2 separate regions of the Homo sapiens genome follow, and region 1 is linked to region 2. A link is an interaction called in ENCODE POLR2A ChIA-PET data of the cell type or tissue named here. Cell type or tissue: GM12878. All regions are shown on one strand. Each heading gives the region's core, and the rest is flanking DNA. Links, peaks and the distances in the headings are about the cores only.

Evidence for each region. Peaks named below come from ENCODE experiments on the same cell type or tissue, not always from the same donor. Only the 100,000 strongest peaks of a DNase experiment are listed, where the experiment ranks them.
Region 1: POLR2A ChIA-PET joins it to region 2 with 5 read pairs; 15 of 35 experiments call an interaction of 5 or more read pairs at or near these places.

What each region holds. Positions count from the first base shown.
Region 1 is chr17:28,863,273-28,878,867 of GRCh38, forward strand. No RefSeq gene overlaps it. Among named protein-coding and RNA genes, the nearest start is that of MIR4732, 9.3 kb to the left of the region's middle. RefSeq lists a cis regulatory region at 1,801-2,857 and an enhancer at 8,295-8,364. In GM12878, for the core only: no CTCF peak of the experiment used is centred there; a DNase peak (open chromatin) is centred at 8,059; H3K27ac peaks cover 1,465 bases.
Region 2 is chr17:28,797,000-28,812,713 of GRCh38, forward strand. The region is part of intron 1 of FAM222B (family with sequence similarity 222 member B); the gene reads right to left. It also overlaps the pseudogene RPL31P58. Among named protein-coding and RNA genes, the nearest start is that of FAM222B, 38 kb to the right of the region's middle. RefSeq lists enhancers at 11,742-12,683, 15,043-15,685 and a silencer at 15,211-15,500. In GM12878, for the core only: no CTCF peak of the experiment used is centred there; a DNase peak (open chromatin) is centred at 11,656; H3K27ac peaks cover 379 bases.

The sequences.
Region 1 (15,595 bases), core at 3,790-11,789, 66 kb after region 2:
GGGAAGTCTTCCCAGACTATTTAAGTCTCCCTGATAGGGACTTATTTATTTGTGTGATTATTCACATTAAGTAAATAGTCATGAGGGCCTTGTTTATTCACTAATATATTTCTGTGTTTTTGTTTTTGTTTTTTGTTTTTTTTTAGCGAGAGTCTTGCTCTGTCGCCCAGGCTGGAGTACAGTAGCATAATCTCAGCTCACTGCAACCTCCGCCTCCTGGGTTCAAGCGATTCTCCTGCCTCAGCCTCCTGAGTAGCTGGGACTACAGGTACTCGCTGCCACGCCCAGCTAATTTTTTGTATTTTTAGTAGAGACAGGCTTTCACCGTGTTGCCCAGGCTGGTGTCGAACTCTTGAGCTCAGGCGATCCGCCCGCCTCAGCCTCCCAAAGTGCTGGGATTACAGGCGTGAGCCACTGCGCCCAGCTCACTGATGTACTTCTATCACATAATTAACAACTAAATAAATGTTCCAGCCTACATCAAGCTGAGCCTAATGTAATATGGGGGAGGAGAGAGACCTTGGCCTGAGGAGGCAGATGGACAAAGCTGTGGCTCTCTCAGGCAAGCCATTTTCTCTCTGGGACCCTCCCTGTTCTTATTTGTAAATAGGAATAACAATAGTCCCCAGTTCACAGAGTTGCCAGATCTAGGGGATCAGCTGCTGGTGCCGGTCAACAGAAGGGGTTCAAACAAGTTCATTCCCACCTCACCCCATTCCCTCAGGGACCCCCACAAGGCCTGTCCTTGAACATCTGAAAGCCCATGGAATATTATTGAAAGCCACCTGGGACCATTGCAAGAACCCAGGTCTAGAGGTGACAGGTCCCAAGTGACAGTCTCAGCTGTGCTGCATCCAGCTCTGTGACTTTGGACCAAGTGTTCCCACTCACAGTTTCCTCAAATTTAAAATGGCAGCTGTCAATACCAACCTTATACAGTGATGAAGAGGGTGATACGAGCACTCATCTCAAGCTCCCAGATCAGGTCCTAGCACATATGAAACAAATGTCAGTTTCCTTCTTTACTTCTTTCTTCTGTCTCACAAACTGTGTGACTGGGGACAAATTGCACTTCTCTGAGCTTTGGTGGTTATACACATCTTGCCAAGTTGTAAGAGTCAAGTCAGAAATATGAGTGAGAGCCCAGGCATGGTGGCTCACGATTGTAATCCCAGAACTTTGGGAGGTTGAGGGGGGCAGATCACTTAAGCCCAGGAGTTCAAGACCAGCCTGGGTAACATAGTGAGACCCCATCTCTACTAAAAGTACGAAAAAAAAAAAAAAAAGAAAACAAATTAGCCAGTTGTGGTGGCATGTGCCTATATAGTCCCAACTACTTGGTGGGCTGTGGTGAGAGGATCACTTTAGCCTGGAAAGTCGAGGCTGCAATGAGCCATGTTTGCACCACTGCACTTCAGCCTGGGTGACAAGAGTGAGACTCTACCTCAAAAAAAAAAAAAAAAAAAGAAAAAGAAATATAGAAAGATGAGTGAGGGCCAGGTGCGGTGGCTCACGCCTGTAATCCCAGCACTTTGGGAGGCTGAGGTGGGTGGATAATTCGAGGTCAGGAGTTTGAGACCAGCCTGGCCAACATGGAGAAACCCCATCTCTACTAAAAATACAAAAAATTAGCCGGGCGTGGTGGCAGCACCAGTAATCCCAACTACTCGGGAGGCTGAGGCACAAGAATTGCTTAAACCCAGGAGGCAGAGGTTGCTGTGAGCCAAGACTGCACCACTGCCATCTACGCTGGGTGACAGAATGAGACTCCGTTTAAAAAAAAAAAAAAGATGAGCGACAAAGCTTCTGAAATCCAGCTGCTCTAACCAGGTGAGGCATTGTCGTTATGTCTGCTCCTGCTTCCCCTGACCCCCTTTCCTGTCCTGTGTCCCTCCTGCGAGGCCACCTCTACTCAGAAACCCCACAGACAGCTCAAGCTCCTTCAACAAAGGCAGGGCTTCGTGTACTAGGGCAAGCTTCATGCCACTTACTTCCTAGACTTCTGCCTAGTGCCTGGGGGCCAAGTCCAAAGGTGAGCATGGGCAGAACCTAGGCGTCCTAAAGGGAAAGGGGAGAGATTATCTCAGCCAGCCAGAGATCCTGTGGCTGTGGCCTCTGGCCAGGGGTGGGGATTGCTGTGAGTAGGGTGTGGGTTGGAGGAGAGTCTGGGCCTGGGAGGGATAGTCAGGGGGCCCTGATAAGCAGACATTGGGCTATCAGGGTGGGGGCCCAGCAGCCTTCTGTTTATCAGGAGCCAACACGGGCCAAAGCAGGGCTGAGGCGCTTCCCGCCCAGGGCTGTTTTCCTGGATATTTGTTCTTCCATTCCTCTGCCTCCCCAGTACCCCACAGGGAGTTGGAATGTGAATCCCTCTGCCTCTCTGCAAGGCACATGGAGACTCTCTGGCCAGTACAGGGGTGGGAGGACACCAGCTAGGGCCTTGGGCCTGACTTTTAAATTCTGACAGCTTTTGCTTCAAACCAGGAGCTCCATGGCTTTTCTGAGGCCAGTGAGGCAAGTCTGGGGACTTCGTCCTTCTAACTTCAACCCCTGCCACTGCAGCTTTAAGCTCTTGACTGTTCTTTAGGTCTTTTTTGGAAGAAGTCCTAAAGTGTATGGTGATGAAGTTAAGGATGGTCAGATCTGTACAGGTCCTTCAAAATCATGGAGTTCAAGTCTCCCATTTATATAGGAGAGAAACTGAAGGCAGAGAGGAGGAGAGAATTGTCCAAAGCTTAAGGGTTCCCTCCACCTCTCAGCATCGGAGAACAATGCATGACTCAGAGGAACAGGAAGCAGCCATAGACACTCACAGACAGATACACATAATATGCAAAACACACACATACAAATGCACACATGTGCACTGCCCACATGTACGCAGACATACAACACATAGAGATACACAGCATACACATTAAAAAAAGAAATTCAGGCCGGGCACAGTGACTCATGCCTGTAATCCCAGCACTTTAGGAGGCTGAGGCAGGAGGGTCGCTTGAACCCAGGAGTTCAGACTGGCCACAGCAACATAGCAAGACCTCATCTCTCCAGAAACATTTAAAAATTAGCCACCTGTGGGCCAAGCGCGGTGACTCACACCTGTAATCCCAGCACTTTGGGAGGTCCAGCCGGGCGGATCACCTGAGGTCGGGAGTTTGAGACCAGCCTGACCAACATGGAGAAACCCTATCTCTACTAAAAATACAAAATTAGCCGGGCGTGATGGTGCATGCCTGTAATCCAAACTACTCAGGAGGCTGAGGCAGGAGAGTCATTTGAACCCGGGAGGCAGAGGCAGCAGTGAGCTGAGATCATCCTATTGTACTCCAGCCTGGGCAACAAGAGCAAAACTCCATCTCAAAAAAAAAAAAAAAAAAAATTAGTCAGCTGTGGTGGCACATGCCTGTATTCCTAGCTACTTGGGAGGCTGGGGTGAGAACATTGCTTGACCCCGGGAGACTGAGGCTGCAGTGAACTATGATTGCAGCAGCACTGAACTCCAGCATGGGAGGCTGGCTGAGTGAGACCCTGTTTCTAAAAAATAAATAATAAATTCAGCGGGTAGAATTACTCTTATTTTCCTCTTGGTTGCTTTACTATGTCTCATGACATTAGCAATTTTATACAAGGATAAAAGGAGGCCAAATAATATGGTTATTCAAACAGTTATTCAGTGTTTTCTCATTCAATGTCTCATAGCACAGACAGTAGCAAAACTCATTCAGGAACAAAGGACTTTGAGAAATTTTGAGAAGCTGGAAAACTGGTTTTTCGTTTTGTTTTGTTTTGTTTGTTTTTTGAGACTGAGTCTCGCTCTGTTGCCAGGCTGGAGTGCAGTGGCACAATCTCAGCTCACTGCAACCTCTGCCTCCCGGGTTCAAGGGATTCTCTGGCCTCAGCCTCCCGAGTAGCTGGGACTACAGGCGCCCACCACCATGCCCAGCTAATTTTTGTATTTTTAGTAGAGACGGGGTTTCACCATGTTGGTCAGGATGGTCTTGAACCCCCTACCTCAGGTGATCCGCCTGCCCGGCCACTGTTTTTTTTTTTTGTTTTTTTTTTCTTTTAAAAATGATAGGGTCTCATTCTATTGCCCAGGCTGGAGTGCAGTGGTGCGGTGTTGTGGTCATAACTCACTTCTGCGCTCAAGGGATCCCCCTACCTCAGCCTCTCAAGAGTAACTGAGTAAGCATTCCTCCCGCATCAGCCTTCCAAAGTGCTGAGATTACAGATGTGAGCCACTGCGCCCAGCCTGGAAAACCATTCTAATCCTTACCCTCCATGAGGTCAATGGGGCTTGAGATTTAGGAGTTTGTCAGAGAGGCCTGCTCCACTTCATCCTGACTGGTCTGTGAAGCTTCTCTTCACTCTCCCTGACACTTCCCTCTCGAGGTCCAGGCTTGGGACCTGCTCTTACTGTTGTCCTCATCACAGTGTGGCAAATTCCCTTGTTTGTCCCCAACCATTCCATGAATGGGCACCTTGTCTGAACCATCTCCCTGGCCCAGCACCCGGGATTTATCCTGGGAGGTGTTCAGAGAACGCCTTACATGGAACAGATGCTCAAGCATATGTTCCCTTATACTCTTTATGCCGTTCAGCCCCATGAGGAAGTGTGCATGTTGAGCACTGTACCCAGATGCCCCTGGAGCCCTTCCAGGGAGTGGGGTCCTAGGAATGGCTTTCCTGGGGGCTTTGCCGATGTCCATCCATCTCCAAAAGACACCTGCATGCCATTTTCACGATAGAGAAACTAAGGTTCAGGGAGGAAGTGCTTGGCCCGAGTCTTATAGTGAGCAGAACTACAGCCCTGTTCTCCAGACCCCACACCCTGGCTCTATGCACAAACCCGCTAGGAATAGGGTAGATTTTGTGTCTTTGTGAGGCCTTTTTGAGTTTCAATGGAATCAAACCTAAGTTCTGCCAGTTACCAGTAATGTGATTCTGAGCCTCCTTATCTATTATAGGGATGAGAATAATACCTGCCTCACAAGATCCTTCAGAAGATTCAGTAAAATCTAGCTGGGCACGGTGGCTCACACTTGTAATCTTAGTACTTTGGGAGGCCAAGGTGGGTGGATCACTTGAAGTTAGGAGTTGGAGACCAGCCTGTTCAACGTGGCAAAACCCTGCCTCTACTAAAAATACAAAAAAAGGTCGCTGGGTGTGCTGGCAGGCACCTGTAATCCCAGCTACTCAAGAGGCTGAGGCAGGAGAATCACTTGAACCTGGGAGGCGGAGGCTGCATTGAGCTGAGATTGCGTCGCTGTACTCCAGCCAGGGCGACAGAGTGAAACTCCATCTCAAAACAACAGCAAACAAACAAACAAGATTCAGTGAAATCGTGTAAGAAAGCCCCTGAATGATGCAAGGATTCCTTCTGTGTTTCTACTTATGCAGGCAGACTCCACTCATCTATCGGACCTCTTTTTTTTTTTTTTTTCCAGAGACTGGAGTGCAGTGGTACAATCACAGCACGTTGCAACCTTGAATTCCTGGACTCAAGGAATCCTCCTGCCTCAGTCCCCCAAGTAGCTGGGACTGCAGGCCCATACCACCACACCCAGGAAAAAATTTGTTTTCTCGCTCTGTCGCCCAGGCTGAAATGCAGTGGCACAGTCTTGGCTTAATGCAGCCTCTGCCTCTGGGTTCAAGAGATTCTCCTGCCTCAGCTCCCGAGTAGCTGGGATTACAGGCATGCACCACTCCTGGCTAATTATTTTTTGTATTTTTAGTAGAAACGGGGTTTCACCATGTTGGCCAGGCTGGTCTCAAATTTCTGACCTCCAGTGATCTGCCTACCTTGGCCTCCCAAAGTACTGGGATTACAGGCATGAGCCTGTACGTGAGCACCCGGCTCCACGTATTTTTTTTTTTTTTTTTTTGAGAGGGTGTCTTGCTCTGTTCCACAGGCTGGAGTGCAGTGGTGCAATCTCGGCTCACTGCAACCTCCATCTTCCGGGTTCAAGCAATTCTCTGTCTCAGCCTCCTGAGCAGCTGGGATTACAGGTGTCCGCCACCACGCCTGGCTAATTTTTGTATTTTTAGTAGAGATGGGGTTTCACCATCTTGTCCAGGCTGGTCTTGAACTCCAGACCTCGTGATACACCCGCCTTGGCCTCCCAAAGTGCTGGGATTACAGGCATGAGCCACCACGCCTGGCCTGGCTCCAGGTACAGGTAATATATATATATATTTTAAGACCGAGTCTCGCTCTGTAGCCAGGCTGGAGTGCAGTGGCGTGATTTGGGCTCACTGCAACCTCTGTGTCCTGGGTTCAAGCTATTCTCCTGCCTCAGCCTCCCAAGTAGCTGTAACTATAGGCGTGTGCCACCACACCCAGCTAATTTTTGTATTTGTATTTATTATTTTTTTTTGAGACGGAGTTTCGCTCTTGTCACCCAGGCTGGAGTGCAGTGGCACGATCTTGGCTCACCACAACCTCCTCCTCCCATGTCCAAGTGATTCTCCTGCCTCAGCCTCCAGAGTAGCTGGGATTATCCGCACGTGCCACCACGCCCAGCTAATTTTGTATTTTTAGTACAGTCGGGGTTTCTCCATGTTGGTCAGGCTGGTCTTGAGCTCTCGACTTCAGGTGATCCACCCACCTCGGCCTCCCAAAGTGCTGGGATTACAGGCGTGAGCCACTGTTCCCGGCCCTAATTTTTGTGTTTTTAGTAGAGATGGGGTTTTACCATGTTGGGCAGGATGATCTCTATCTCTTGACCTCATGATCTGCCCACTTCGGCCTCCCAAAGTGCTGGGATTACGGGCGTCAGCCACCGCGCCCGGCTCCAGGTAATTTTAAAACAAAATTTTTGTAGAAGCCTGGTGTGGTGGTTCATGCCTATAATCCCAGCTCTTTGGGAGGCTGAGGCGAGTGGATTGCTTGAGGCCAGGAGTTGGAGACCAGCCTAGGCAACATGACAAAATCCATCTCTACATAAAATACAAAAATTAGCCTGGTGTGGTGGCATGTACCTGTAGTTCCAGCTACTCAGAAGGCTAAGGTGGGAGGATCGCTTGAGCCTGGGAGGTTGAAGCTGCAGTGAGCCGTGATCGCACCACTGCACTTCAGCCTGGGTGACAGAGTGAGACCCTGTCTTAAAAAAATTTTTTTAGGGCCAGGCGCAGTGGCTCAGGCCTGTAATCCCAGTACTTTGGGAGGCCAAGGTGGGTGGATCACGAGGTCAGCAGTTCGAGACTATCCTGACCAATGCGGTGAAACCCCGTCTCTACTAAAAATACAAAAAAATTAGCTGGGCATGGTGGTGGGCACCTGTAATCCCAGCTACTTGGGAGGCTGAGGCAGGAGAATCTCTTCAAACCAGAAGGTGGAGGTTGCAGTGAGCCAAGGCTGGACCACTGCACTCTAGCCTGGGCAACGAGAGCAAAACTCCATCTCAGAAAAAAAAATTTTTTTTTTTAAATAGAGATAGAGGCCAGGCACAGTGGCATACGCCTATAATCCTAGCACTTTGGGAGGCCGAAGCAGGCAAATCACTTGAGGTCAGGAGTTCAAGACCAGCTTGGCCAACGTGGTGAAACCGTGTCTCTACCAAAAATAGAAAAATTAGCTGGGCATGGTGGCAGGCGCCTGTAATCTCAGCTACTCGGGAGGCTGAGACAGGAGAATTGCTGGAACCTGGGAGGCGGAGGTTGCAGTGAGCCGAGATCACGCCACTGCACTCCAACCCAGGCTGACAACAGTGACCAAAAAAAAAAAATAGAGATGGGGGTTCTCACTGTGCAACCCAGCCTGATCTCAAACTCCTGGCCTCAAGCAAACCTCCCACCTCAGCCCTTAAAAGTTCTGGGATTACAGGCATGAGCCACCATGCCTAGTCATCTAATCCCTTGTTTAGCCTCTTCCACACACTGCTCTTGGGCAGCTGCAATCCAGCAACAATCCCCTCTCCTTTCTCTGACCTCCTGCAGTTTATGAGCCAAGCCTTCTCATGAAGCTCACTTGTCCTGAAATCACAGGCCCATGTTTGGCTTGAACCAGAGCTTTCGCCTTCACAGTTCAGGGGTTGTACATTAGGGTTCTTGCTTCCTGTCTAGGAGTACTGAGAGCTAGCAGGAAATAAGCACAGCTTCTGACTGACTTGTCAGAGTCCGGGCTCCACCACACTACCGCTGAGTGATTCTGGCCCCTGCACCTGATCTTAGAGTCTTGGCTTCCTCAACAGTAAAATGGGGTTCAGGCCAGGTTCAGTGGCTCATGCCTGTAATCCCAGCAGTTTGAAGGCCGTGGTGGGCGGATCCCTTGAGGTCAGGAGTTTGAGACCAGCCTGGACGACATGGCGAAACCCTGTCTCTACTAAAAATACAAAAATTAGCCACGCGTGGTGGTAGGCGCCTGTAATCCCAGCTACTCGAGAGGCTGAGGGAGGAGAATCTCTTGAACCTAGGAGGCAGAAGTTGCAGTGAGCCGAGATAGTGCCATTACACTCCAGGCTGGGTGACAGAGTGAGACTCTGTTTCAAAAAAAAAAAAAAAAAAGGCCGAGCGCGGTGGTTCACACCTATAATCCCAGCACTTTGGGAGCTTGAGGCGGGCAGATCACGAGGTCAGGAGTTCGAGACCAGCCTGACCAACATGGTGAAACTCCATCTCTACTAAAAATACAAAAATTAGCTGGGCTTGTTGGCACAGGCCTGTAATCCCAGCTACTGAGGAGGCTGAGGCAGGAGAATTGCTTGAAACCGGGGAGGCGGAGGTTGCAGTGAGCCGAGATCGTGCCACTGCACTCCAGCCTGGGCGACAGAGCAAGATTCTGTCTCAAAAAAAAGGGGTTCAAATGCTTTCTTTTCCATGCTGGTGAAGATGAAATGAGACAGTGAAGGTGGATAGTTCTAACCTAGAGCCTGGCACATGAACAACAGGAGCTCAACAGATGCCAAGCTCCTTCCTTCCTGGCTTTGCAGTGGGCTTTCCCTGTTTACTCTCTCCAACGGGGCATACACCTGTGGGCGCTCGTGCTCACTCATACCCGTGCACGTACACGTGATAGTGTCCCCCTTGCACCCCTGTTGAGACACATACTGAGTCAGAAATGGAAATTTTCCTCTCAACACCTCCCTAACTCTATTCATCAGCTTCCAGTTCCTATTCTCTGGGTCAGTGGGGACTCTCAAGTCCAGACTTGGGCCATGACCTTTCCAGTCTCCTGGTACAGTTCTTTCTTTTTTTTTTCTTTCTTTTTTTTTTTTTTTTGAGACGGAGTCTGGCTTTGTCCCCCAGGCTGGAGTGTAGTGGTGTGATCTCGGCTCACTGCAAGCTCCACTTCCCAGGTTCACACCATTCTCCTGCCTCAGCCTCCCGAGTAGCTGGAACTACAGGTGCCCGACACCACGCCCGGCTAATTTTTGTATTTTTAGTAGAGATGGGGTTTCACCGTGTTAGCCAGGATGGTCTTGATCTCCTGACCTCGTGATCCGCCTGCCTCGGCCTCCCAAAGTGCTGGGATTACAGGCGTGAGCCACTGCGCCCAGCCAGGTACAGTTCTAAAGGTGGCTGTTGAGTGGAGCCTGAGTGTCCCTACTGCCTCAAATCCTTCCCGCCATCAGCCAGGCCTTTACATTCCTCCCTCCCTGCCAGGACAACCTGTTTGCTTCACAGCTGCTGTGGAAAAGATAGGCAGCCTGGATTATCAAGACAGACAAGGCTCCTTGCTGACAGTTCCCACCCACCCAGAGGCAAGCGTTCCTGAGCCCTTAACCCCCTCTGTGCTGGGCCTTCAGGCCTAGGGACTGGGCACAGCAGGGAAGATGGGCAGGCCTGGTACCCTCTATATCGAATTCCTAAGGCTGGTGGGGTCATGAGCACAACAGGGTAGGAAACAGCATCACCTGCACACTCCAGGTGCCCATTCTATATACTAAGCCCTTTCCTTCCTGGGTTCATGGAAGTTCATGGTAAACAGGGCCTTAGCAGGCCTCTGAAGGCTCAGGCAGAATGCTCTATACTCTCCACTCTCTCTTCCTGAGGCTGGTTCCAGGCTCTGGGGACAGAGGCCTGGCTTTCTCCATTCCAGGGGTCCACTGGCATTAGTACAGGTGCTGAGGCATCCCCTCCTCACTCCCTACCCCCACATCATTGCCCCTTCCTCCTCTCCAGCACCCTTCAGATCTCTTTCAGCAAGGCCCCTCTCATCTTCTTGCTGAAGTCAGTGTCCCTGACACTAAGGCCAACCTGGACCATCTCCTAGTTGGGTCTCATTGCAGCCACTCAGGCCTCCTTTTCCTGAAGGTCAACAGGAAGCAGTGAAAAGACCAGTAGTGGGCCAGGCATGGTGGCTCATGCCTGTAATCCCAGCACTTTGGGAGGCTGAGGCAGGTGGATTGCTTGAGCCTCAGGAGTTCGAGACCAGCCTGGGCAACATGGTGAAACCCCATCTCTACTAAAAATACAAAAATTAGCCAGGCGGTGGTATGCAATTGTAGTCTCAGCTACTTGGGAGGCTGAGGCAGAAGAATCGCTTGAACCTGGGAGGTGGAGGTTGCAGTGAGCCGAGATAGTGCCACTGCACTCCAGCCCAGCAGAGCGGGACTCCATCTCAAAAAACAAACAAACAAACAAAAATTAGCCAGGTATGGTGGTGCATGTCTGTAGTCCCAGCTACTCAGGAGGCTGAGGTAGGAGGTTCACTTGAGCTTAGGGAAGTCAAAGCTGCAGTAAGTCGTGATGGTGCCACTGCATTCCAGCCTAGGCGACAGAGAGAGACTATCTCTCTATCTTGAAAAAAAAAAAGTCTGCTCCCTCAAATGTTTTTCCCATTTCAGTAAATAACAACTCCGTTCTTCCGTTCTTCCAGATGGGACGAAGATCTTGGAGGCAATTTATTTTCTTTTTTTGGACATGTTCCAGATTTTGATCTTCACGCTGGTTAGAAAGGTATATGCATTTATGAAATTTTATTATATGTAAAATTCACAAGATTTGTACCCCTTTCGCTATGTAAGTTATACTTCCAATTTAAAAGCAACCACTCAATTCCCTATTTTCTATGTATTAATCACAATTTTTTTTGTTTTGTTTTTTGAGACAGGGTCTTGCTCTGTCACCCAGGGCAAAATGCAGTCACCCAGGGCAAAATGCAGTGGCATGAACATGGTGTGTCCAGAATTGGTGGGTTCTTGGTCTCATTGACTTCAAGAATGAAGCTGCAGACCCTCGCAGTGAGTGTTACAGTTCTTAAAGATGGTGTGTCCGGAGTTTGTTCCTTCTGATGTTTGGACGTGTTCGGAGTTTCTTCCTTCTGGTGGGTTCATGGTCTGGCTGGCTTCAAGAGTGAAGCTGCAGACCTTCGCAGTAAGTGTTACAGCTCTTAGGGCGGCACGTCTGGAGTTATTGGTTCCTCCCGTCCGGAGTTGTTCATTCCTCCCGGTGGGTTCGTGGTCTTGCTGGCCTCAGGAGTGAAGCTGCAGACCTTCGCAGTGATTGTTACAGCTCATAAAGGCAGTGCGGACCCAAAGAGTGAGCAGCAGCAAGATTTATTGCAGAGTGAAAGAACAAAGCTTCCACAGTGTGGAAGGGGACCTAGCGGCTTGCCCGCAATTTATTTTCTTAATTAACTTTTTGCTGAAGTAGAACATATATTCAAAAAGTGCATGACTCATAAGTGAATTATCACAAAGTGAACACACCCATGTAATCACCATCCAGGTCAAGAAACAGGACATTCTCAGGGGGCTCCTGTGCCCTCTATTTCTGTCTCTTCTTCCCCAAAGGTGACCTTTAGCTGATCTAATGTCATAGATTAGCTTTGCCTGCTTTTTGGACTTTATATGGAATGATACAATCTATATTATTATTATTATTATTTTTTGAGATGGAGTCTCGCTCTGTTGCCCAGGCTGGAGTGCAATGGTGTGATCTCAGCTCACTGCAACCTTTGCCTCCCGGGTTCAAGCAATTCTCCTGCCTCAGTTTCCCAAGTAGCTGGGACTACAGATGTGCGCCACCACGCCCAGGTAATTTTTGTATTTTTAGTAGAGACGGGGTTTCACTATATGTTGGCCTGGCTGGTCTCGAACTCCTGACCTCAGGCAGTCCACCCGCCTCAGCCTCCCAAAGTGCTGGGATTACAGGCGTGAGCCACCATACCCGTCTATTATTATTTTTGGGACAGGGTCTCACTGTGTCTCCCAGGCTGGAGTGCAATGGTGCAATCTTGACTCACTGCAGCCTCAACTCAACGTCCCGGGCTGAAGCAATCCTCCCACCCCAGCCTCCCGAGTAGCTGGGACTATAGGTGCAAACCACCATGCCCAGTTAATTTTTTTTTTTTGTATCTTTTGTGGAGACAGGGTTTTGCCACACACTCAAGCAATCTGCAATCTGCCCACCTCATCCTCTCAAAGTGCTGGGATTACAGGTGTGAACCACCGCACCCAGCCCATGTCTGGCTTCTTTCACTCAACATTACGTTTGCAAGATTTATTCAAGTATTTGCATGTAGCAGTAGTTCATTTGTTTTTATTACTGCATAGTATTCAATTTCATGAATATGATACACATTTTTCATTCTACCATTGATGAACATTTGAGTTGTTTGAATTTGGGGGCCATTATTCATAATGCTGCTGTGAGTATTCTTGTACCCATATGTATGTATATTGCTGTTGGAGTGAGATGGTTGGGTCAAAGGGTATGCTTTTGTTCAGCTGTAGTAGATTCTGTCAAACAGGTTTCCAAAGTGGTTGTATTGACATATATTTCTACCAGCAGTGTATGAATGTTCCAATTGCTCTTCCTCCTCACCCATGCTTGATATTGTAACTTTTTTTTTCATTTCAGTCATTCTGGTAGGTGTGAAGTGATAATCTCATTTTGGTTTTAATTTGCATTTCCCTGATGACTAATGAAGTTATGCATGCTATTCCTGCCATTCTTTACTATGTAACAAATCAACCTCCAACTTAGAAGCTTAAACAATGAGCAGTCCATTTACTATCTCACACAGTTTCAGGAGTCTGGATTTTAGGAGGTTGGCTGGGCAGAAATGGCTTGGGGTCTCTCCTGCACATGCAGCCAGATGGTGGCTGGAGCAGCTGCAGGTGTCTATCTCTTTCTCTTCATGTAGCCAGGGCCCAACCCTGTGGTCCCTCTGTTTGGGCTTCCTTACAGTACAGTGCCCTCAGAACAGTCATACTGCTTACATGGTGGCTAAAGGCTTAAAGAGAGAGTATTCCAGCAAATAAAGCACAGGCTTTGTCATCGTTTGTGATCTAAACTCAGAAGTCACATAATGTCACTTCTGCAATACTCTTTATTGGCCTGAATAGCCACAAAAGTCCCACCAGTTTCAAGGGAAGGAAGAATAGGCTCTACCTCTAATTGTAAGGATGGTCAAAGTGACACTGTAAGAGGAACATGTAGGATGGAAGATATTGTTGCCACTATCTGTGGAAAATACAATCTGTCACACAGATTTCATACATCTATTGGCCATTCCTTTGTCTATTTTTCTGCGGCATTACCATTTCTTCCCATACTGATTGGTAAAATATATTCTGAATGCTAGTTTTTTTTTTTTTTTTTTGCCAGACATATATCTTGCAAATATTTTTTCCCATTATTCTGAGGCTTGTCTTCTCATTCTTTTTTTTTTTTTTTTTGAGACAGGGTCTCTGTCGCCTAGGCTGGGGTACAGTTATGTGATCATAGTTCACTGCAGCCTCCATCTCCTAGGCTCACACGATCCTCCCACCTCAGCCACCCAAGTAGCTGGGACTATAGGCACAAACCACCATGCTCAGTTAATTTTTTTTTTGAGATGGAGTTTTGCTCTGTTGCTGAGGCTGGAGTAGAGTGGCGCGATCTCAGCTTACTGCAACCTCCGCCTCCTGGGTTCAAGCAATTCTCCCTGCCTCAGCCTCCTGAGTAGCTGGGATTACAGGAGCCTGCCACCACGCCTGGCTAATTTTTGTTGTTTTAGTAGCGACAGGGTTTCACCATATTGGTCAGGCTGGTCTCAAACTCCTGACCTCAGGTGATCCACCCGCCTCGGCCTCCCAAAGTGCTGAGATTGCAGGCATAAGCCACCATGCCTGGCTGGCCAAGACCTATTGTGATGATGCAATATATCAAATTTTTCTTTTATGGTTAGTAGTTTTTTTTTTTTTGGTCTTAAGAAATCTTGCCTATGTCAAGGTCATAGAAACATTCCCTGCTTGCTCTATGAACTTTATGTTTTGAGTTTTTACATTAGGTCTGTGATCCACCCCAAACTAGATTTGGGTATATGGTGTGAGGTAGGGGGTTGCAATTCAATTGTTTTTTTCTTTTTTTTTTGAGACAGAGTCTCACTCTGTGTGCAGTGGCATGATCTCGGCTCACTGCAACCTCTGCTGCCTGGGTTCAAGTGATTCTTCTGCCTCAGCCTCCCGAGTAGCTGGGATTACAGGTGCCTGACACTGCACCTGGCTAATTTTTGTAGTTTTATTTTTTTGAGACGGAGTCTTGCTCTGTCACCTAGGCTGGAGTGCAGTGGTGCGGATCTCGGCTCACTGCAAGCTCTGCCTCCTGGGTTCATGCCATTCTCCTGCCTCAGCCTCCCAAGTAGCTGGGACTACAGGCGCCTGCCACCATGCCTGGCTAATTTTTTGTATTTTTAGTAGAGACAGGGTTTCACTGCATTAGCCAGGATGGTCTCGATCTCCTGACCTCGTGATCTGCACGCCTCGGCCTCCCAAAGCGCCAGGATTACAGGCGTGAGCCACTGTGCCCAGCCCATTTTTGTAGTTTTTAATAGAGACAGGGTTTCACCATCTTGGCCAGGCTGGTCTTGAACTCCTGACCTTGTGGTCCACCCAACTAGGCCTCCCAAAGTGCTTGGATTACAGGCATGAACCACCACGCTCAGCTGCAATTCAATTTTTTTCCCCAATACAGACCCAGTTGTTCTAGCACCATCTGTTCCTTTCTGCCTTGAATTGTCTTGGTGCCTAGAAATACCTTTTAAGGTGTATCAAATGATATCACTCCTTTTTCAAAGCCTTTCAGTGGTTTCCCACCTCAGAGTAAAGACCACAATATGCCTCATTAAGGTTCTACATGATCTGGAAAGATGAGATCCTGACTCATCTCCTGATACCCTGACTTACTCCCTTGCTCCAAACATCCTGACCTTGCTATTCTTTCATCATGCCAGACACTCTCCTGCCTCAGGGCCTTTGGATGGAAAACTCTTCCTTCAGATATCTGAATGGCTCAATCCTTTACTTTCTTCAGGGCTACCTTCTTAATGAGGCCTTTTTTGGATACCCTAAAATTTCAGCGGACTCCCACACTTCCTATAATTTCTTTGACTTCTTTTCCTTATGACTTACCATTATCTAACATACTGTACGTTTAATTTTTCTTGTTTCTATCTGAATGTAAGCTTGAATGGCTGTGCATTTATTTTGTTGACTCATTGCTCTGGCATCTAAGACAATGCTTAGTACATTGCAAGCATTTGATAAATTCATTAAATGAATAAGAATATTGAGGCCCAGAAAGATGAAGTTACTCACCTAAGATTACACAGGTAATGAACAATAAAGCTAAAATCTAAACCTACATTGCCTTACTTCAGAGTCTA
Region 2 (15,714 bases), core at 3,795-11,794:
TTTTTTTTTTTTTTTTTTTTGAGACAAGGATCTCGCTCTGTCACCCAGGCTAGAGTACAATGGTGCGATCTCAGCTCACTGCAACCTTCCCCTCCTGGGCTTCAGTGATTCTCTTGCCTCAGCCTCCCGAGTAGCTGGGATTACAGACGTAAGTCACCACACCCAGCTAATTTTTGTATTTTTAGTAGAGATGGGGTTTTGTTGTTGGCTGGTCTTGAACTCCTGGCCTCAACTGATCTGCCCACCTCAGCTTCCTAAAGTGCTGGGATTACAGACATGAGCCACAGCGGCTGGCTGGCTATTGCGATTTTGAGGTGAGATGATGAAGATCTCAAATGAGCATGTCATAAAAGGGCTATCATATAAAGGAGGAAGCAGATCTGTCTCTGAGCTCCAGAGATAAAAAATAAGTTAATAAAGTTTTTGAAGAAGGGCAATTTTAAGTGAACATAAAGAACAATTTGATCTTGTTCAACAGCAATAGAGAAATACTGAAGCAAAAGCAATTATCATTCATCAGGAATTATGGAAAAGGGTTTTTTTCAGTAGCTAAGAATTTGGACTAGACCACTAGAATCAACTTTTAGAGTCTATGATTCCAAATCATTTTAAAAAGGTGGTTTTTGTAAGGTCATTAACAATATCTTACATTTGTAGGGAGTTTTACAATTTTCAAAGTGCTTTTTCACATGATTCTCTCTCCATCTTCTCAAGATGCCCTTTGAGATAGGTTGGGTATGTATCATCAGCCCCATTTTCACATATAAAGATACTAGAAACTGGACAGCCATCACGGATCATGCCTGTAATCCCAGAAATTTAGGAGGCTGAGGCAGGAGGACTGCTTGAGCCCAAGAGCAAGACCAGTCTGGACAACATAGGGAGACCCCATCTCTACAAAAAAAAAATTAGCCAGGTGTGGTAGTGTGCACCTTTGGTCCCAGCTCCACAGGAGGCTGAGATGGGAGGATCACTTGAGCCCCAGGGGTGGAGGCTGCAAGGAGCCATGATCGTGCCATTACACTCCAGCCTGGGTGACAGTGAGACCCGGTCCCCCAGCCACACAAAAAGAGTAATAAACGCTACGAAAAAAATATGAAAAATAAATAGGTCAGGCGCGGTGGTTCACACTGGTAATCTCAACACTCTGGGAGGCTGAGGTGAGCAGACTGCAGGAGTCCAAGAGTTTGAGACCAGCCTGGCAAGAGCAAAACCTACTAAAAATACAAACAATTAGCCGGGTGTGATGGCGTGCACCTACAATCTCACCTACTTGGAAGGCTAAGGTCAGAGAATCACCTGAGCCCAGGAGGTTGAGGCTGCAGTGAGCCAAGATCATGCCACTGCACTCCAGCCCGGGCAAACAGAGTAAGACCCTGTCTCAAAAATAATAATAACAAATTAAATAAATAAAGCAGTGTAAGGAAATAGAAAGTACTGGGTAGGGTAATAATTTTAAACAGCATAGTCAGAGCAATCCTCACTAAGAAACTACAGTTTCTCCATGGTTTACCTGTTAGTTTCAGTGCAAGACAGCAGCACAGCTTTTAATTAGGTAATTTTTTAAAAAGCACTTAACCATAACTAATACAGTTTTTGTTTTCTCATGTGAAGTTTAATACTTAGGCACTTGCACCCCCTTTTTTTTTTTTTGAAACGGAGTCTTGCTCTCTCGCCCAAACTGGAGTGCAGTGGCGCGATCTCGGCTCACTGCAAGCTCCGCCTCCCGGGTTCACATTATTCTCCTGTCTCAGCCTCCTGAGTAGCGCCACTATGCCCGGCTAATTTTTTGTATTTTTAGTAGAGACAGGGTTTCACCGTGTTAGCCAGGATAGTCTCGATCTCCTGACCTCGTGATCCACCCGCCTCGGCCTCCCAAAGTGCTGGGATTACAGGCGTGAGCCACCACACCAGGCCACTTGCACCTTTAATAAAAAGCAATTTATCAACTTGTTTTCAAGAATGGAATCCTGTTGTTTTTTTTTTCTTTTTTTGGGATGGAGTCTCACTCTGTTGACAGGATGGAGTGCAGTGGCACGATCTCGGCTCACTGCAACCTCCGCCTCCCGGGTTCAAGCAATTCTCCTGCCTCAGCCTCCCAAGTAGCTGGGACTACAGGCGCACACCACCATGCCCAGCTAATTGTTGTATTTTTAGTAGAGACGGGGTTTCACCATGTTGACCAGGATAGTGTCGATCTCTTGACCTCATGATCCACCCACCTCGGCCTCCCAAAGTGCTGGGATTACAGGTGTGAGCCACCGCGACTGGCCTCTTGTTTTTGTAACACAGAAAAACTTTTTTTTTTTTTTTTTTGAGACCGAGTCTCGGTCTGTCGCCCAAGCTGGAGTGCAGTGGTGCGATCTCAACTCACTGCAACCTCTGCCTCTCGGGTTCAAGCGATTCTCCTGCCTCAGCTTCCCAAGTAGCTGGGACCACAGGCGCCTGCCACCACGACCGGCTAATTTTTTTTTGTTGTTGTTGTATTTTTAGTAGAGACGGGGTTTCACAGTGTTCGCCAGGATGGTCTCGATCTCCTGACCTCGTGATCCGCCCACCTCGGCCTACCAAAGTGCTGGGATTACAGGCGTGAGCCACCGCGCCCAGCCAAAACTTTCTTTTTTTAAGAGACAGGGCTCACTCTGTCACCCAGGCTTCAGTGCAGTTGCACCACTATAGCTCACTGCAGCCTCAAACTCCTAGGCTCAAGTGATCCTCCTGCCTCAATCTCCTGAGTAAGCTGGGACTACAGGTGATTGCCACCACACTCAGGTAATTATTTTATTTTTTGTAGAAACAAGATCTCGGCTGTTGCCCAGGCTGGTCTTGAACTCCTAGGCTCAGGAGATCCTCCTGCCTTGGCCTCCCAAAGTTCTAGGATTATAGGTGTGAGTCACCACACCTGGCAAGAAAGGCTCTTTAAACAATAAGAAAACAAAGTAATGCAAACTTCCACACATACCAAAGACTGCTGTTGTATGTAACTATGACTTTGATAAAGACTGGCATTTCTCTGGTTGAGCAATGATACTTTCTTTTTTTTTTTTTTGAGACGGAGTTTCACTCTTGTTGCCCATGCTGGAGTGCCATGGCACGATCTCGGCTCACAGCAACCTCCGCCTCCCGCGTTCAAGCGATTCTCCTGCCTCAGCTTCCCGAGTAGCTAGGATTACAGGCATGAGCCACCACACCTGGCTAATTTTGTATTTTTCACAGACGGGGTTTCTCCATGTTGGTCAGGCTGGTCTCGAACTCCCGACCTCAGGTGATCTGCATGCCTTGGCCTCCCAAAGTGCTGGGATGACAGGCGTGAGCCACCGCACCCGGCCTATGAGACTTTCTTAACTAGTTGTGAGGAACTGAAAGATGAGCAGATGTGGACAGATGTGAGGTGGAGGGAGTTGGTATAAACAATTTTAGAGAGCTATTAAAATTGATGTGCAGGCTGAAGTGGCATAAGCTTCTTACTTCTAGGCGCACTAAGGAACAATTTCTCCCAAAATATACTATCACTGATAAGAATGACACATTTCAGTTGGGACACTGGTTCAGCTTGGAGAAGAGGCAAAAATAAAAATATATCTGGCTGAAAAAGCTGCCTTTTCCAACTTAATTTTGCCAGGGACTATGGAAATAGTCAAAGGACTTTTCTTAAAATGAAAGGTTCTTTTTGTCTCTCTGGAGAAAAGTTCTAACACAGTATCACTCTCCAATTGCACCATACCTCACTAAATATAGGCCAAATATTAAAATATTTTGTAAAGCACTTTAGTGAATGCACAGTAACACCTGGCAAGACAAGTTAAAACTAAGATGTGGATTCTTAATTAAGCTACTAGTTCCACATTTTGTTGAAAAAAAAAAAAAAAAAAAAAGTTGGCCAGGCGCGGTGGCTCACACCTGTAATCCTAGCACTTTGGGAGGCCGAGGCGGGTGGATCACAAGGTCAGGGGTTCGAGACCAGCCTGACCAACATGGTGAAACCCCATCTCTACTAAAAATACAAAAATTAGCTGGGCGTGGTGGCAGGCGCCTGTAACCCAGCTACTCAGGAGGCTGAGGCAGGAGAATTGCTTGAACCTGGGAGGTGGAGGTTAAAGTGAGCCGAGATCGTGCCACTGCACTCCAGCTTGGACGACAGAGCGAGACTCCGTCTCAAAGAAAAAAAAAAAGACCAGGCGCAGTGGCTCACGCCTGTAATCCCAGCACTTTGGGAGGCCAAGGCGGGCGGATCACGAGGTCAGGAGATCGAGACCATCCTGGCTAACACAGTGAAACCCCGTCTCTACTAAAAATACAAAAAATTAGCCGGGCGATGTGGCGGGCGCCTGTAGTCCCAGCTACTCAGGAGGCTGAGGCAGGAGAATGGTGTGAACCCCGGGGGGCGGAGGCTGCAGTGAGCCAAGATCATGCCACTGCACTCCAGTCTGGGCGACAGCGAGACTCCGTCTCAAAAAAAAAAAAAAAAAAAGAAAAGAAAAAGTTCTGGGAGAGTAAGATAAGCAAAAGCCAAACCAGTATCTTTACAGCTGCTAAATTAATGTCTTCATAATAGTAAAACAGGCTGGGCATGGTGGCTCACGCCTGTAATCCCAGCACTTTACTATTATTATTATTATTATTGTTGTTCTTCTTCTTCTAGTAAAACCATTCCCAGCTGAATAGCTGGGTAAGGCAGAGGGTCCATACAGGAACCCAGTAAATGGGACTTTTCCCTCCTAATTTAGGATGAGCTGTCTTCAACTTCTCACAGACTTGATATATCTTTCCTTTTAAAGTAGATTAAGTCCTATCCTTTACATAATAAGAATGAAGATAAATAAAATGCCAATGGTAGAAGTGCTTAGCTTTTGGAAGGAAGTAAATCTTAAGTTATGACTAATAATGCTTATGCTTCTCCTTTGAAGCAACACGAATGTTGTCTAAATCATCCCAATTCTGCAAGTGGCATAAAATCTGATTTTCATTCAGTTCAGCAACTGATCCTCAAAAACACTTTGCTGAATGCAAAAAAAAAAAAAGAAAAAAAGAAAAAGAAAAAAAGTGATTGTTCAGGTAATATCTTCCCAGCAAACAGCACTTAAAGAAACCCCCAGCTTTTTTTTCTGAGAAAGAGTCTTACTCTGTGGCCCAGGTGCAATGGTGTGATCGGCAATGGTGCGATCTCGGCTTACTGCAACCTCTGCCTCCCAGGTTCAAGCAATTCTCCTGCTTCAGCCTCCCGAGTAGCTGGGATTACAAGTGTCTGCCACCACACCCCACTAATTTTTGTATTTTTAGTAGAGATAAGGTTTCACCATGTTGGCCAGGCTGGTCTCAAACTCCTGACCTCAAGTGATCCACCCACCTCGGCCTCCCAAAGTGCTGGGATTATAGACATGAGCCACTGCGCCCAGCCAGAAACCCCCAGCTTTAAAGTGATGACTGCTTTCCAATTTGGGCCTAGCAGAATGGCTCCCGCAAAGGGTGGTAAGAAGAAAGGCTGTTCTGCCATCAACCAGGTGGTAACCCAAGAATACACTATTGAGATTCACAAGTGCATTCATGGAGTGAGCCTCTAAGAAGCAAGCCCCTCAGGCACTCAAAGAGATCTGGAAATTTGCCATGAGGGAGATGAGGACCCCAGATGCACACATTGATAGCAGGCTCAACAAAGCTGTCTGGGCCAAAGGAATAAGGAATGTCTCACACAGTGTATCCCTGCGTGGTTGTCCAGAAAATGTAATGAAGATAAAAATTCACTAAAACAAGCTCTATACTTTGGTTACTTATGTACCTGTTACCACTTTCAAAATCTACAGACACTCCATGTGGATAAGAACTAACCACTGGTCATCAAATAAAATTATACAACTGCAAAAACAACAACAAAGTGATGACAGTACTACTTTCATCACACACTGACTATTCTAAATGGATTTCATTTCAGCCAACAGCTCTGATTATTAGCAAGTATTGCCCAGTGTTAGAAAACTTTGCTTTGGTTAAGAAGAGAGGTTTGTTTCTTTGCTTTTTCTTTTTTTTTTTGAGAGGGAGTCCCACTCTGTTGCCTAGGCTGGAGTACAGTGGTGCAATCTCGGCTCACTGCAACCTCCACCTCCCAAGTTCAAGCAATTCTCCTGCCTTAGCCTCCTGAGTAACTGGGATTACAGGTGCATGCCACCATGCCTGGCTAATTTTTGAATTTTAGTAGAGACAGTGTTTCACCAGGTTGGCCAGGCTGGTCTCGAATGCCTGACTTCAAGTGATCTGCCCACCTTGGCCTCCCAAAGTGTGGAGATTACAGGCATGAGCCACCGTACCCAGGTTCTTCTTTTTTCTTTTTAGAGACACGGTCCTGCTCTCTCACCCTGCTCTCTCACTACTTGGGATAGCAGCTCACTGCAACCTCGAACTCCTGGGCTCAAGGGATCTTTCCATCTCAGCCTCCCAAGTAGCTGGGAGTACAGGCACACATCACCACACCCACCTAATTTTTTTATAGAGAGGGTCTCACCATCTTGCTTGGGCGGGTCTCAAACTCCTGGGCTCAAGCAATCCTCCTGCCTCAGTCTCCCAAAGTGTTGGGATTACAGGCATAAGCCACTGTGTCTGGCTGCAGTTTGTTTCTTTGGCTTAGCTACCAACAGCTCACCCACATATGATGAATTATTTACATATACTATGGGGTCAGAAGACACCAACAATGAAGACATTTCAGCCAGGTGCGGTGGCTCACGCCTGTAATCCCAGCACTTTGGGAGGCCGAGACGGGTGGATCAAGAGGTCAGGAGTTCAAGACCAGCCTGGCCAAGATGGTGAAACCCCATCTCTACTAAAAAAATACAAAAAAATTAGCTGGGTGTGGTGGCAGGTGCCTGTAATCCCAACTACTTGGGAGGCTGAGGCAGAGAACTTTTTGAACCTGGGAGGCAGAGGATGCAGTAAGCCGAGATCATGCCACTGCGCTCCAGCCTGGGTGACAGAGCAAGACCACGTCTCAAAAAAAAAACCAAAAAGCAAAAAACAAACAAAAATGACATTTCAGTATCAAAAGCTAGTTTACGTATGACTTACTTGAAAGATTTTAATTCTCCATAGCACCTCAGTGTGATTAAGTAACAAAGGTCAGGTCTCTTCGGGAACCAGGACATCTATCTTCTCCTCCCCTTGGCAATCAGAGCTCCTAGTTCTTAGGCCTTTGGTCTCAGACTGAATGACACCACCAGCTTTCCTGGTTCTCGGGCTTGCAGACAGCATATTGTGGAACTTCTCAGCCTCCATAACTAAATGAGCCAAGTCCTAATCCCCTCTTATATATTTACCCTACTGGTTGTTTCTCTGGAGAATGCTAATACAGATTTTTTTTTTTTTTCAGGCACAGTCTCGCCCTGTCGCCAGCCTAGAGCGCAGTGGCGCGATCTCGGCTCACCGCAACCTCCACCTCTCGGGTTCAAGCGATTCTCCTGCCTCAGCCTCCCGAGTAGCTGGGACTACAGGCACGCGCCACCACGCCCAGCTAACTTTTGTATTTTTTAGTAGAGAAGGGGTTTCACTATGTTGGCCAGGATGGCCTTGATCTCTTGACCTTGTGATCCACACACCTCGGCCTCCCAAAGTGCTGGGATTACAGGCATGAGCCACCATGCCTGGCCTCTAATATAGATTTTATATTTAGTATTAAATAAAACAAACTGTCCCAAGGATACTACATTGAGCTGAATTTTTCTAGGTCCAGTACTGAGTTATATACTACTTTTGATGATTAAGAAACTAAGTGCAGGCCGGGTGCGGTGGCTCACGCCTATAATCCCAGCACTCTGGGAGGCCAAGGTGGGCAGATCACAAGGTCAGGATATCGAGACCATCCTGGCTAACACAGTGAAACCCCATCTCTACTGAAAATACAGAAACAAAATTAGCCAGGCGTGGTGGCAGGCACCTATAGTCCCAGCTACTCGGGAGGCTGAGGCGGGGGAATGGCGTGAACCCCATTGGCAGAGCTTGCAGTGAGCCGAGATCACGCCACTGCACTCTGGTCTGGGCGACAGAGCGAGACTCCATCTCAGGAAAAAAAAAAAGAAAGAAACTAAGTGTAGTCTGGACATGATAGCTCATGGTTCTAATCCCAGCACTTGGGAGGCCAAGGTGGGAGGATCATTGGAGCCCAGGAGTTTGGGACCAACCTGGACAACATAGGGAGACCCCGTCTCTATAAAAAATGAAAAAAGTAGCCAGGCATGATGATGCGAACCTGTGGTCCTACCTACTCAAGAGGCTGAGATGGGCCGGGCATGGTGGCTCACACCACTTTGGGAGGCCATGGCAGGCAGATCACTTGAGGCCAGAAGTTCGAGACCAACCTGGCCAACATGGTGAAACCCCGTCTCTACTGAAAATTCAAAAATTAGCCTGGTGTGGTGGTACATGCCTGTAATCCCAGCTATTCAGGAGGCTGAGGCACAAGAATCACTTGAACCCAGGAGGTGGAGGTTACAGTGAGCCGAGATCATGCCACTGAACTCCAGCCTGGGTGACAGAGCAAGCCTCCCATCTCAAAAAAAATAAAAGAGGCTGAGATGGGAAGACTGCCTGAGCCCAAGGGGTGGAGACTGCAGTGAGCCGTGATCACACTATATTCGAACCTGGATGACACAGTGAGAACCTGTCTCAAAAAAAAAAAGAAAGAAAGAGAAACACAAAAAAGTGGGATCTCTGTCTCAAAACAAAACTAAGTGTAATACAGGTTCTTGGCTATCTTGCCTACTGCTTAGTTGAATGACCAAAGAAAAAAACAAATTTTTCAGTAGTCTGTATGCCTAGAAAACCTCAGTTAAAAACCAGAGGAAGTTAAAGCTGTTGCCTAAAAATGTGCCCTTGAGGCAGGGCACGGTGGGTCACGCCTGTAATCCCAGCACTTTGGGAGGTGGAGGTGGGCGTATCACCTGAGGTCGGGAGTTCGAGACCAGCCTGACCAACATGGAGAAACCCCATCTCTACTAAAAATACAAAATTAGCTGGGCACATGGTGCATGTGGTGGCACATTCCTATAATCCCAGCTACTTGGGAGGCTGAGACAGGAGAATCGCTTGAACCTGGGAGGTGGACATTGCAGTGAGCCGAGATCGCGCCATTGCACTCCAACCTAGGCAACAAGAGTGAAACTCCAACTAAAAAAAAAAAAAGTGTCCTTGAGAATATCTTTGGATTGATTTCACCTGTCTATACTTTGCCTGCTTGCCCTTTTGTGTGTATAATCAATAACAGACTTTTCAAAGATCAGGAATGAACTTTTGTTTTTTCCACTTTTTGGTCTCTGTGAATCTAAGGAATGAACTCTTAACTAGAGTCTTGTCCATATCTTGGTAAAGATGCCCTCTGCCCTTTTCAGTTAGGCCGCAATGTAACAAACTCAGTCCATGACTGAATTTAATCTAACCAGCCCAGTATTTCCTTCCTGGGATCCACCAGCACCAAATATAATAAAACTTCAATTTGGAAGTCGGGCACCACGGTGCACACCTGTAGTCCCTTCGGTGGCTGGGTCAGGAGTACTGCTTGAGTCCGGGAGTTCAAGGCCAGCCTGGGCAATATAATTGGGACGGCACCCTGTCTCAAAACAAAACAAAATAAAATCACCTTCAAGTTGGTCTTTTCTTAACAACTTTATTTTTTCTTTCTCCAATACCTCATCTTGAGCATTCTTCTTTTGATTAATAATAGCATACTGGTGTTTGGATCCCCTTCACAACCAGAAAGATAAAAAAAGCCTCTCAGGGTAGATATAGGAAAACTTCAAATCATTTCAAATAGGGTTCCTGAAATTTCTTGGAGAAAATAATAAGCTATATTAGAAATTCAGAGAAAGGAAGAATTCAGAGACCTTGGCTCTCGGTCTGGCTTCACTACCAAATCACTTAAGTTATTTAGATAATCACAGGCCATTAGTTTTCCCTACTTCAGAGAAATGCTGAGACCGATGTTCATTTAATTCACTGGATAAAAACTATCCAAAAGTAAGACTATTTATCTTTTTTTATCTTTTTTTTTTTTTAGATGGAATTTCGTTCCTGTTGCCCAGGCTGGAGTGCAATGGCACAATCTCGGCTCACTGCAACCTCTACCTCCTGGGTTCAAGCGATTCTCCTGCCTGGGCTTCCCAAGTAGCTGGGATTATAGGCACGCACCACCACACCCAGCTAATTTTTGTATTTTTAATAGAGATGGGGTTTCTCCATGTTGGTCAAGCTGGTCTTGAACTCCCGAACTCAGGTGATCCGCCTGCCTCAGCTTCCCAAAGTCCTGGGATTACAGGCGTGAGCCACCGCGCCTGGCAAATATTTATCTTAATACTGGAAATGATTCTTGGGCTGAAGAAACGCTTGTTTTTGTGTGTGTGTTTTTTTGTTTGTTTGTTTTGCTTTTATGTGGAGTCTCACTCTGTCACCCAGGCTGGAGTGCAGTCCAACGATCTCAGCTCACTGCAACCCCCACTTCCTGGGTTCAAGCAATTCTCCTGCCTCAGCCTCCTGAGTAGCTGGAATTACAGGCCTGTGCCACCATGCCCAGCTAATTTTCATATTTTTAGTAGAGATGAGGTTTCACCATGTTGGTCAGGCTGGTCTTGAACTCCTGGCCTCAAGTGATCCGTCCGCCTCAGCCTCCTGAAGTGTTGGGATTACAAGCATGAGTCACCACATCTGGCCCAAACTCTTGTCTTAACCTTTTGTGAGACGTTTTATGTATTTACAGATCATGAAATCTCTAATGAAGTAAACTTCTAAGATCTGACTAAACAAAAGGACCATCAAGTGTTCACAGAATGCTAACATATAGAACAAAGTTTAAAGAAGATACAAAGGCCTGGACTCTAAAAAATAAATGAACAATTCAAATGTCTGGTTTAAAACAAACAAAAAGATGGATTAAAAGTTTGTATCGGAAAGGTAACTTTGTTTTGAATGGTTTTGACAATCTCATACCTCCTGCAGTATCAAATACAGTCTGGGTAATTAATTCAGTGGACTCTTTCCCTTTTACTGCCAGACTGAACAGCTCTGAGGATAATCTCCCTCACTCTCCCAGGGCTCAGTTGGAAGATTCATTATTTATGCCCTCAATTGTTTACTCTGTCCTATTTTTCCACACGTCCAGCAGGCCCAAGAGCTGTGTTACCACTGGCCTGTTTCCAAAATGAATGCATTACTCATTGCCCTATTAGTTACAAAACCAAAATAATCAAACACAGTGGTGTCTTAACGTTGGAAAGCAACCCCACCAACCATTTGATCTAGGAGAGAAATTAATAACAATGCCAGCCCAGGTTACCAAAAGCTAAATTGTCCTGGATGAAGAGAGAACCATACATCATTCCAGTCCTTTATTTTGAGCCACTGAACAACACACATGCATATCCAACAAGGATTCTTAAAGGACAGTATCATTAGAAAGACAGCTCTGGCCTTCACTGAGAACAGACTGTAAACTACTAAGGGTTAAACTGATTGAGAGAAAATTTGCCTAAGCAACCATTCTTTAGGAAGAGTTCAGTAACTCACCAACAATAAATTCTACATCCTCATCTGAGTGGTAAACAGATTACAGACTCCATCAAGTCCTCTACTTTCAGGATTCAGACTCATAGCAAACAACTTCCTCAAAAGATTCAGCTTCCAAGAGTCAAACCCTGGGGGAGGGGATTGTGCTTAAACACACAAAATATTGTCTCTGACACCTGACTGAAAAAGCTGAAAAGCTAAAAACTACCATCACCCACATCTCCATATGAATGCATCCATTGTTCTAAATAAGTCTCTGACAATTGACAGAGCATTCTCAGAGTCTCCTGTGCCTCTAATATTTTCTCACCTAGAGTAAGCTTTTCCCAATTCCAAACCTTACAACACTCAAGCTGATTATTCTGAGAATCAAGCAATGCCAAGGGCCCAATATTTTTCTTTCACCTTCTCAAGGGGATCATTTTATACTTCTGATGTGAACAGGGGATTAGTCTCGAGTCTCCCTTTAGAGAGAACATAGAGTCCTTTTTCTTAACACATTCCAAGCCGTGACTCACAGAAATAAGCAGGATGGGCCGGGCACGGTGGCTCATGCCTGTAATCCCAGCACTGTGGAAGGCCGAGGCAGGTGGACCATCTGAGGTCAGTTTGAGACCACCCTGGCCAACATGGTGAAACCCTGTCTCTACTGAAAATACAAAAATTAGCCAGGCGTGCTGGTGCGTGTCTGTAGTCCCAGCTACTCAGGAGGCTGAGGCAGGAGAACTGCTTGAACCTGGGAAGCAGAGGCTGCAGTGAGCAGAGAGATTGTGCCACTGCATTCCAGCCTGGGTGACAGAGCGAGACTCCGTCTCAAAAAAAAAAAAAAAAAGAGAGAGAGAGAGAAATGAAATAAGCAGGTTGGATAAAAACAGACTGCTAAAGAAAATTAAATCAACTGCTTTAACCTCAACCAGCACTATGCCCCCTCAACCTAAGAGATTATGGCTTTCTATAATTGTTTCCTTGCAGATGACCAAATTCCAGGATTTCCATGCCCCTTAAATGATATTTGAACATCAGTGCAAATACATTTATGATTAGTTCTATACATAGTCTTCTGTCTCCTGGGAAAATTCTTTCACGAACCCCTAATTATTGCACCATGCAAAACAGTGATCACACAAATCAGTCAAAAAAATAGAAATATCGGGCGTGGAGGGGTGCAGTGGCTCACACCTTAATCCCAACACTTTGGGAGGCCTCTGGGAGGGCTGCTTGAGGCCAGGAGTTTGAGACCAACCTGGGCAACAGAGCCAGACCCTATTCTCTACAAAACATAAAAATTAAAAAATAGTAATATAAAAAAGTGAGTGAAGTATAACTTTATAAAGCTGTACTTACTGCTCACCCATGGGTAGAGAACATAAAAACCACCCAGATATCAAATAGAAGGGCAAACTTGTTTTTTGACAGAAGCAAGTTGAAATTGTACAGCCTCCAACTGGTTTTTTTTTGTTTTTGTTTTTGTTTTTTTGAGACAGGGTCTCACTGTGTCACCCAGGTTGGAGTGCAGTGGTACAACCTTGGCTCACTGCAACCTCTGCCTCCCGGGTTCCAGCAATTCTCCCACCTCAGCCTCCCAAGCAGCTGGGACTACAGGAGTGCACCACCACGCCCAGCTAATTTTTTTATGTTTTGGTAGAGACGGGGTTTTCACCATGTTGGTCTTTAACTTCTGACTTCAAGTGATCCACCCACCTCAGCCTCCCAAAGTGCTGGGATTACAGGAGCAAGCCATTGCACCCCGCCTTCCAACTGGTTTTTTTGGTCACTTCCCCAGCTTCCTATACCTTAGATATCAAAGTGCACTTTGTTTTATATACTAGCTAACTCTGTTTTATATACTAGCTAACTTTGTTTTATATACTAGCTAACTTTGTTTTACATACTAGCTAACTCTGTTTTATATACTAGCTAACTTTGTTTTATATACTAGCTAACTTTGTTTTATATACTAGCTAACTTTGTTTTATATACTAGCTAACTCTGTTTTATATACTAGCTAACTGTAAAGGCTTCAATCAGTGATTTTTAACAGTTCACTCTCAGTAGCAAGTTAACTAGTCAACATCTGGGGGATCCCCTTTCCCTCCCAATTTAAATACAACTCATGGAGCCTTAAGGGACAAGTGAGTAATAAAAACCCAAAACCTGACACAGGATTACTGTGAATCTACTTTTTAGTAACATGTCTATTCTAAGGTATTTGAAATCTTCTTTTTAAAAAAGGTAAAGTAAGCTTCGTAATCCCTATTACTTTCCACAGCTGAAATGGTTTCCTATCCCATTATCCCTATTTTTTATAATACTTGCTTTCATCCCAAATTGCTCCTAATTGTCTAGAGATCTAATAAATCAATGCAAAGAAAAAAATCACTAATCTAGCCAAAAGTGTAAGACAGCTCCAGTGTATCAATTCTGTCTTCAAAAGTGGACCCCAGTTACAACAATCGTGGGAAACTGAACCTGTATTACATAAACTCTGAACCATTTTAATTAATATTTATCAAAGTGTTGCCAAAAAAAAAAATATTCATCCCTTTTGGTACTGTAGCTCTTTGCTAATCAACATTAAGATAAACCTGCTCCAAACACGTTTCGTTGAAAATGCCCATTTAGGCCAGGCGCGGTGGCTCACGCCTGTAATCCCAGCACTTTGGGAGGCCGAGGCGGGTGGATCACGAGGTCAGGATATCAAGACCATCCTGGCTAACACGGTGAAACCCGGTCACTACTAAAAATACAAAAAATTAGCCAGGTGTGGTGGCAGGCGCCTGTAATCCCAGCTACTCAGGAGGCTAAGACAGGGGAATCGCTTGAACCCTGGAGGCAGAGGTTGCAGTGAGCCGAGATCGCGCCACTGCACTCCAGCCTGGGCAACAGAGCGAGACTCGTCTCAAAAAACAAAAACAAAAACAAAAAAACCCCCACGAACTAAAATACATCTGGAGGTTTGTTTTTTTAAGTTTGGTTTTGGTTTTTGACGATAGAAACTACTCCCTCCGAGGGTCTGTGAATATAAGAAATATACCAACAGAGAAAAAGATAAGACTTTTAAGTTTCAGCAACAGCAAGGTAAGTTTGCCTGCTCTAGTCAGGTTTCTCCAACAGAGATGAGCTACTACACAAAGCCGGTGACAATGTACTCCAGGAAGAGACTTTAGCAGAGTTAATCACTAACAACTATCAGGATTTCCTTTAACCACCATTTGACTGGGGCTGCTCCCTCTTTCCACTAGCACCTCCTCTCCTTTCAGATTGTTATTGCTGATCAAGGCAGTCCCAAGGAGGAAAATGGTGAAGACAACCTTAATGGACACGCATGGAGTACAGTTCCAAATATCCACTCCTAGCTTGCCTTTTCTTTTTTTTAAATTACGGTTTACTGCATCAGATACCACACAAAAAAGGGCTCCTCTTTTCTTCTCTGTGCATTTTACTATGCGACCGATATCGACACATCAGTAAAAAGAGATAAGAGTCCTGAATCTCCTTACCCATCTGCAGGGGTGAGATGAAGGGAAGGAAAAAAAATGATGAAGGGTAGAAACAGATAATCAAAATAAACTGATGCGATCCAGAGACATTATTTCCCGTTCCATTTCCCCTTTTCTTACAAGGTTAAGTCGGCTGAAGTCGGGGTCGCGTTAGAAAAAGCACACACACACCTTGCGCCCTGGAAAGGTGAGGTTCGCTCCGCAGCGCTCCGTGGGGCTCCTGGCTCCGCCCCGCCCGCCTTGGGCAGCTGAGCCCAGCTCACCCCCGCCCCGGGAGGATGGAAGAGAGGGGGCTTCTAGCGGTCTAGGCAGGGGGAGGGGGAGGCGGCTGCTCCGGGTGCCAGGCTCACGGAGCGCAGGACTCCGCGGTGCGCCGACACCCCCTCCCCCAGCCGGCTGCCGCTTGCTCCCAGCCGCCGCCGGAAGCCAGCCCCGCCCCCTCACCTCCACCCTGGCTCTTCGCGAGCCCTCTCCTGTCTGCACAGCCAATGGCGAGCCAGGGAGCCAGCAGAGCGACTCGCCAAACAGCCAACTGGGGAGGCCCACAGGGAGGTCAGCCACCGGGATAGGCCCGCTACCCGCGGACCCGGCCCGACTCGGCTCCTCTTTGTTAGCGCTGCCCCCATCTCTCCCGGCCCCTACCCCAAAGCCAGGAGCCAAGCATCCCGTAGCTGGG